2 separate regions of the Homo sapiens genome follow, and region 2 is linked to region 1. Evidence: chromatin contacts called from ENCODE Hi-C data. All regions are on one chromosome and are shown on one strand. Each heading gives the region's core, a stretch centred on a gene start or an enhancer-like site at or near the end of the contact. The rest is flanking DNA. Distances are from core to core; before and after follow the strand shown.

What was found. Hi-C counts contacts between places; a loop is a spot of excess contacts on that map. Pooled maps may share reads with other maps.
Region 2: a loop to region 1 is called in a pooled map, with 3 times the contacts of the local background. The contact joins the enhancer-like site here to the promoter of KCNK5 in region 1. A Hi-C loop is called at or near these places in 2 of 50 pooled maps.

Annotation. Positions count from the first base shown.
Region 1 is chr6:39,227,185-39,231,293 of GRCh38, reverse strand. It overlaps KCNK5 (potassium two pore domain channel subfamily K member 5), which reads left to right and starts at 1,819. Exons shown (of 5, transcript NM_003740.4): 1 at 1,819-2,368. The coding sequence starts at 2,183. RefSeq lists an enhancer at 514-1,241 and silencers at 1,529-1,878, 1,979-2,058, 3,072-3,141.
Region 2 is chr6:40,960,428-40,964,536 of GRCh38, reverse strand. The region is part of intron 1 of LOC101929555 (a long non-coding RNA gene); the gene reads left to right. Among named protein-coding and RNA genes, the nearest start is that of UNC5CL, 77 kb to the left of the region's middle. Within about 2 kb of position 2,141, at least 3 of the 41 ENCODE cell types and tissues checked have a DNase peak (open chromatin) inside an H3K27ac peak, as active enhancers do.

The sequences.
Region 1 (4,109 bases), core at 570-3,069:
ACAGAAACATCAGCAAAATCAGATCAATGCTTCCAACTGTATCCCTAACCCCTCCATTCCAGCCAGATTTGGAGATAGTACAGATACCCCCCTCCCCAAGTAAAGTGTCTCTTGACACCTTGGGGTTCAGGCCACAGCCTGGGTACAGGGTGGGTAGGAGGTGAGAAATGACTCCCCTTCTTCTCGATGGAAAGAAAAGGCCTTGGCCAGGGGACAGTGCTCAGGGACTCTGGCCACTCCAGTACCTGCCCCTACAGAGGCCAGAGAAGGGCAGGGCCAGCCCCTGGTACAGAGCACTGAAAGGAGGTTCCCCCTCCAACTTCTGACTGGTGCTGGTTGAAAGACTGAACAAACTAACCCACTGAGCTTTTTTCCTCACTGCAAAGTGGGTCGAATGACAGGGCCTGCTTATGATGCATGGAAGGGATTCAGTACTTCCTGGGGTTTACAAGAGCTCAGAGAATGGCAGCAAGGCGAGTTAGAAACATCCTGGGCACCTGTTTTTAACAAATTCATTCACTCCTTCATTGCACACATGGTTATTGAGTGTCTGCTATGTATGTAACAAGCACTGTGGATACATCATTACACAAGACAGATTCTCCATCTCCCCAGCAGACATTTCCGTGTGTGTGTGTGTGTGTGTGTGTGTGTGTGTGTGTCTGTGTGTGTGTGGCGGGGAGAGGGCACAATACAGAGTAAACAATAAATAAAGTTATATAATATAGCAGAGGGAATTTAGTACTAGGAAGGACATAAAGCCAACGAGGGAGATAAGGTGGCGGGGGTGGAATTTTAAATCAGCTGGAGCATATGTATGAAAGTGGGCCGGGCGCGGTGGCTCACGCCTGTAATCCCAGCACTTTGGGAGGCTGAGGCGGGCGGATCACCTGAGGTCAGGAATTGAGACCAGCCTGGCCAACACGGTGAAACCCCGTCTCTACTAAAAATACAAAAATTAGCTGGGCGTGATGGCGTGCGCCTGTAGTCCCAGCTTCTTGAGAGGCTGAGGCAGAAGAACTGCTTGAACTCGGGAGGCGGGGGTTGCAGTGAGCCGAGATAGTGCCACTGCACTCCAGCCTGGCGACAGAGTGAGACTCCGTCTGAAAGAAAAGAGGAAAGGAGAGGAAAGGAGAAGAGAAAAGAAAAGAGAAAAGAAAAAAAGAAAAGAGGCCAAGTGTTTCCCGTAGAGATACTGTGTATTGGGGGGGCGCACAGGGGTGCCACGAATTGAGCTGCCCACTCCTTCCAGATGCAGGGTTCTCACCCGGGTAGGTGAGAACGGGGTGAGGGGGAGGAATCACGCGTGGGTGGCTGGATTAGTTCCTGATGTCCTCTGATTCCCTACAGCTTCTTCAGCCCCGTTCTAACCCCCTTCCTCAGGCTTACAAGAAAGTGTGTGGAAGAGAGACACGGAGAGACTGAGCATTAGACTTTTTTGGAAGAAACATCAGTAAATGAAAATGGAATTACAATAAAAATAACAAAAGCAATAAACTCCTGACCTCAGTCACAATCATTTTAGTTAACACGCCAGTCCTAATAACAAACACGAGTCCCTGAGACCGCAACCCCTCGGGCACCGCAGGGCGTGCAGGTCTGGGCGGGCGGCGCAGCCTCCCCTGGCGGCTGACCCTGGGAGCGCGGGGAGCGCCAAGCCTCTTCTAGCGCTCACCTCGCGCTCACTCCTGCGCTCGCCGGGCTGCTTGTGCGGGGAAGGGGCGGGGCCCGCCTGGGCTCCTCCCCGGTCGGAGCCCGGAGCAAGGGGGCAGAGCGCGCCGGGCGCTGGTTAAAGAGGCGTGCGGAGGCGGGCGCGGCGCATACTGCTAGTGGCGCGCGGAGGAGCGACGCGTGGAGAAGCGGCCCACGTGTCTGCCCAGAGTCAAGTCCTGTGTTCTTCCCGCTCCTTACGCATCCGCGGTCCAGGGCGCCCTTTCAGCCCCGCTGGTGTTCGCCCACCCCGGGCCGCGTGAGTGGGGCCCCACGCAGCTCCCCGCACTCCGTGGGCCAACTTGGCCAAGCAACTCTGTCCGGGGAGCGGTGCTTGCGGGGGGTGAGTACCGGGCACTGCGCATGCGGAGCTCCAAATTCAAACAGCTGTTTTCAGAGGCTGGAGGGCGGGCGGACTGGTAGCAGCTGGGGCTAGGAGAGGCTTTCTCTAGGAGGCGGCCGCTCGGGAGCCATGGTGGACCGGGGCCCTCTGCTCACCTCGGCCATCATCTTCTACCTGGCCATCGGGGCGGCGATCTTCGAAGTGCTGGAGGAGCCACACTGGAAGGAGGCCAAGAAAAACTACTACACACAGAAGCTGCATCTGCTCAAGGAGTTCCCGTGCCTGGGTCAGGAGGGCCTGGACAAGATCCTAGAGGTCAGTCGCCGCCTGTACCCCCATATACATCTGAAGCTGGCTTGAGCTTTAGGGGGCGCTGAAAGGAAGACCCCTTCACAGCTTTGGGTGACCCTCAGTCCCTGTGGAAGGTCCAGGGGGTGATGAGAGAGCGTGTCTCATCATGGGTCAGGCTTCGAGGATCTGTCGCTCACCCGAGGGACACAGGGGTCCCCCAGGCGCGGAGACTCTTTGGAACTTAGTTTGGCCGGAGACAAATTGGAGTTGATTCCCGGGTGAACTAGGCTCCACGGTGTTTCAGTGTGGGTGTGACGGTACCTCCCTCCTTGGGAAGAGGCTGTGGGACGGATAAAGGCGTTTATCTTTCCCTGGAGACGCTCCCGGAGTCTGGGAGCCAAGCCTGGTGCCATCCCCTCGTGTCTCCACCTCCCCGCTCCAGGGCCAGTGCCACGCCTGCCAGGCTTTTCTTAAGGAACGTGAACCCGGCAGAGTGGCGGGAGGGTCCCTCAGCCCGAGCCTGGGCAAAATCTTCCGCCCCCAGCAGAGTTCCGGAGAGGAGCTGGAGGCTCTGTGGGGCCCGAACCCACGGGATGAGGGCTGGTGCCTGGAATGCTGGGGACGCGCTCAGGCTTCCGGGAAGGCTTATCTCGCGGAGACATCCTTCAAGGGCTTGGAGTAAAACTTTGTGAAAGTAGCAGGTTGCACAAACGAATAATACCCGCGTAGTCCCTTTATGATGGGGGAGGAGAGTGTGTGCGGAATTGGGGTGGGTGGGGGACTTCCCTCCGTGCTGACATTGGGAACCGCTTATTTTCTGGTGCACAGCCCGATGGGTGGCATTGACCTCACTTTGGATAAACGGGCTGCCTATCCTGGCTGAGACCTTGGGGCCCATTTGGGGACCGAGGCCCTCTACCCCAGTTTCTCGAGGGCTCAGCTTCAACCATCAACTCTTCTTGGCCTGCTCCCCCAGTGGAATGACCAGGACCTGGGTGAAAGTTCTAGATTGCAGCAGGTAGGGAGTAGGGGTAGATTGTCCAGGGTGTTACCTTGCTCTCAGGGTGAAAGATGCCAGAAAGGAGGTCTGATGAGAAGCAACGTTTAGTCTACAGCAGCACCTCAATACTTTATGCCTATCTAGTCGTCGCTCATTTTCCAGCCTCCGTTTCCCCATGTGAGAAACGGGAATGAGCCCATCCTCATTCCTTATTTCTGCCACGGACTGTTAGGTTGGAAGCATTTGGAAAACATCAAAATCTTGTCCCCAGATTGATGGACATCACACAGATAAGCATATACGTATTTGCTGGCAGCCGTGTGTGGGGAGACTTGTCCTCCAAGGGGTCCTGTAGAAGGGGAGGTTTAGTCTAGCAGGCTTAGTGTTGGATTTTAGTGGAGAGTCTCTTGCCCTGTAGCAGTTTCCCGGGTAGAGGCAGATGGGAGGTGATGGTGGGGAGGATAAGCTTCAGTAGATGGTTGGTTGGTTTACCTCCTAACAGCAAGAGTCCTGGCATGAAGAGTCTACATGGCTTCCTTCTGATGGGCGTCTACCCTGGGGGGTGTGTTGTGGGGAGGGGGTTGCTTTATGATTTCCCTTGAGGAAACAATTCCTCTAGAGAACAAGTTTTTGTTTAGTTTGTTCCAGGGCTTTGTTTAGAGGGGGAAGAGGGCAGGCAAGGATGATAAAGCCTTGAGCTGCCCTCGAAGTGTTTCCCTCTAAGCTGTTGCTCCAACACTGCAGGGGAAGGAAGGAAAGAATTCA
Region 2 (4,109 bases), core at 892-3,391, 1.7 Mb before region 1:
GATTTTCTTTATCTTTGATGCTATATTCCTAGCACCTTAAAGATAGTCCAGCACAGAGTAAGTGCTCAGTAAGTATTTGTTGAATGACAGAATGATAATGGCCTTAATTTTGCCCTTGAATGCTTTACAGTATATTTAGGGTGACAGAAATAATATTTAAGAAGATAAGTAAAATAAGGTGGCCAGATGAATGGTTTCTGACCATCAGAAGACAAGATGATCATGTTTACTTGGAGGGGGGATTTCTTGGAAGGCTGGGAGCACTTAGATAAGGGTGATGTAGTAGATAACATGCCTGCCCCACCCACATCCCCCCATACCACCTCCAGGTTCACGTGCATCTGCCATAGACAGTGACTGTGCCCACTAGCGCTTCCCACTCACCTGCTCAGGGTTTTGGATCTCTGGGTTTTTCTGGTACTATGGGAGTTTGCTCAGCTTAGGTACAGGGTGACCCAGAGGGGTTGGAAATTAAAGTCCCCAGAGGTCAGTAAATAAATATTTCTGCTTCCCTGTCCAGCACCGGGACAACTCAGAGGCATATTCTCTGCAGTCACTCCTGGGGGGAGTGAGTCCAAGTGTCCAAAGCAGTAACCCCCTCATACATGTGCCCTGTATTGGCTTTTCTCCCTTCCCTGTCTCACTTCTCCACCTCACTTGGTGTCTTAGGCTCACCTCTTACATAAACCACCAGCACCTACGATCTTGTCTCAGGGTCTGCCTTCAGGAAACCCAAACTAAGACAGTCAGTGTGGGGAAAGGCTATTCCAGATACCATGAAAAAAGTCAGTAACCTGTAGATTTCCCTGGGGCCCTGACTGTCCAGCAGTCTGAGCCCCTGCACCTTGCTGGTGCCATTGACCACTTACTCAAGTGAGGGGGAGCCTTTGATCCCTGGTGGCAAGGGAGGCAGCAGAGTGCAGGGAAAGGGTGGGGGTCTAGGAGTCAAGAGTCCTGGGTTCTCTCTGGGCTCTGCCACTAATATGCTGTTTACCCAAGGGGCAAGTCCCCTCTCTGGTTCTTAGTCTTGTCATTGGCCCAGGGAGGTGTTTGTGCTGTCTCATCCCTAAGCTTCCATGTTGCTCTGAGATGCCACACCAGCTCCATGGTTTGCTTTTCTTCACTTCTCTTCCCTCCCACTCCAATCATCTGTATTTGCCTCTTGGTCTATTCCTGCAAAGTCCCCATGCTGGGCCTAGTTTTGGAGGTCTGGATGGTAAAATACCCAGCGTTAGTTTTCTCTAGTAAGGAAAATTGTTTTCTCTACGCCTGAGGTGTCATTATTGTTAATAATGATGACATCAGTCTACCTCATCAGGACCTGTGAGTGCTTAACTAAGAAAAATGCTTTTGTCATTGTTAGTAAATATGAAGTGTGCCTACTCAATCAGAATGACACCTCCAGACGGGTGAGTCCATTCCTTTCCCCACACCCCAGCTACTCATTTGCAAATGAGCCCTTCTTCAAATGACAGTGTTTATTTTTTATTGATGTTTCAGCACTTTGACAAATACATTTTTCCATGAAGAGAAACATAATTAACTTAAGTCATTTATATTAATCACAAGGGGGGAAAGTCATGCAAAACAGGGGTAATTTTGTACTGAACAAGGCACGATATCTAATGAATATAGATGATGCTGATTTATGTGTTTATCCAAAAAGCATCAGTGGGGGAAAAAAAAGCCAACACCAAACCTCATCCCACTCCCACAAAAAAAACAACAAAGAAATAGCCTTCAAGGTCTGTTTAATGAGGCTTCCTCGTTTGGTGGCATCCTGCCCACAGATTGAAAAATAAAATGACTTTTCAAGTGTTTATGGAGCTTGAAAAGCCAGAGAAACTCCTTCCCAGCGTGGGTGCCCTCTGCATGAATTCAGGGAAACTGGAATTACTTATTTCAGCAAATTCAGGCTGATGAGGCCCAGTCTACACAGGTGGGCTGTCACAGACTCCTTCCCATGGAAGGTTCAGGAAGGATTCTGAGGTCTGTCATTGCAGGATGTGGTCAACAGAGTTCTGGCCACAGTAGCTCAGATTCCCCAGCTGTGTCGACCAATGGAGGTGGATCCACTTGATGGAAGGTTGGAATGATTCACCACTGTGAGTATGAGTGGTAACACTTCCTGTTTGTGTAGTTCTCTCTACCCTACACTTGTGAGTAAACTAATTGGCTGGGGCTCACAGAAACAAAGAAGAAAGACTCAGGCAAGTGGGAGGAGACAAGGAAGCACCCTAGGAACATCATGAAGTCACAGAATGTTCGAGCCAGAAGCCCATACCTGGCACAAAACTCACCTCCTCATTTTCCCACTGAGGAAACTAAAAACCAGAGAATGAGAACAGTTGGCATTTGTTGAGCATTCGCTTTGTGTCGGGCCCTGTTCTAAGTGTTTTTTGTGTTTTAATCCTCACAATAATTTTATGAGATAGGTACTATCATTATACCCATTTTACAGACAAGGAAACCAAGGCTCAGAGAAAGAAGGGTACTTTCGCAAGGAAGGTCCCACAATAGGAGACTGGCTGGACTGAACCAGACTTTGGTCTTTCCAAACCCTTCATCCAGAGCGGAGGGAAGCTGGTCATTTGTATGAATGAAACACCTGTGGGAGCTTTTATGCCAGACTTTGGAAACTTTTTAAGAGCTCATACTGTCTCTTTTTGTTTTATGTGGTCTGTTCCCTTTGCTGCCACTAGCCATAAACATCCCTACAAAATCTCAACAGACTGCAAGCTTGCCTCAGGGACACAGAGGTGATGGTTTAATGAACTACGAGATGATACTCCAGGGGATCTGGGTTGGGATTATTAGGCGGAGGGAGTGAATGTGTGTCGGCAGAGGACCTAGTGCCCAAGGGTCCCAGAAGAACAGAGAGGCCTGCCCTGGAGCTGGTCTGGGACCTTGCAGGGCCTTGCAATAGCAGCCACTGCTCATTTTTTCTGGTGGAAAAATTGAGGCAGGGCAACCTGTTCCTGTCCACTCAGGTTAGTGGTGAGCCCTGCCTACCTGAATCCTTTGCCTAGTCACGATTTTTCCTCCACTCCAGGCTCTCAAATATTAGACAGTAGTCCTGAGGGGCATTGAACTCTGGAGCCAGAGTGTCTGGATTTGATTCCTGCCTCTGCCACTTAATGTGTGAACTTGGAAGAGGCCTCCAACCTCTCTAGGCTCAGTTTCCTGTACCTCCACCACCGGATGGCTAAGGATTAAAGAGCTCGATGTATGCTAAGGACTTAGAACAGCAGAGCAGCATATGTTAGCATCAGCCATTGTCACTATTATTATTGGAAACAACCCAAAGCCCGTGAGCACTCACCTCCTCATCAGTGACCACATACAAATCTTAAGCAAACACCAGATTTGGGCAGGTCTAGGACACTGGGGAGGGCAGGCAGGTGTCTGGTTCAGGGGCAGGCTGCAGCCACATCTGCCTGCATGCACACTGAGCCTCCTGCCCACTGACCAGGCTGCAATTTGTCTCTTGCCTGGTCTGCAGCTCCCTGCACATGCCAGGCCAAGAGCGGGCGCCGGTGCCAAGGCCCCATCTATCCTCCACTGCCTGGATGGTGGGGCTGGAGAGCGCATCTGTCACTGTCTCCGGTGGCATGGATGACTGGCATGTCATCTTTGACAAATGTCTGTGCTGGCGAGCTCTGTGCGGCTGTGGGTACTTACAGATGCCGAAAACTCACAAACACAGAAGGGCTGCTCCGCACGCTGGCAAACATAAATGAGGACTAGGGCAGCTATGGATTGGAAGGCGGGGGAAAGGAGGCAGCAGAGTGCAGGACTTGGACTGGGAAGACCTGGGCTCTGCCTCTCACCATATCCTCTCTCTGCACCAGGGTTTCATTGCCCATAAAGTGGCCATAAAGGTCTCTGCCCTGTCTTCAGTGATATCATAGGAATCAGTCATAATTTTCATCATACTATTGGCAATGATAGCTGCAAACCCTTATCAAACACCTGCCTTGGGTCAGGCACTTACACATACACACACTTCCTCACCAAATTCCCACAAGCACATTTTACAGATGAGGAAATGGAGATTCAGGAAAGCAACTTGTCTGGGGTCACATAGCAAGTGTCGGAGCCATCTTAGG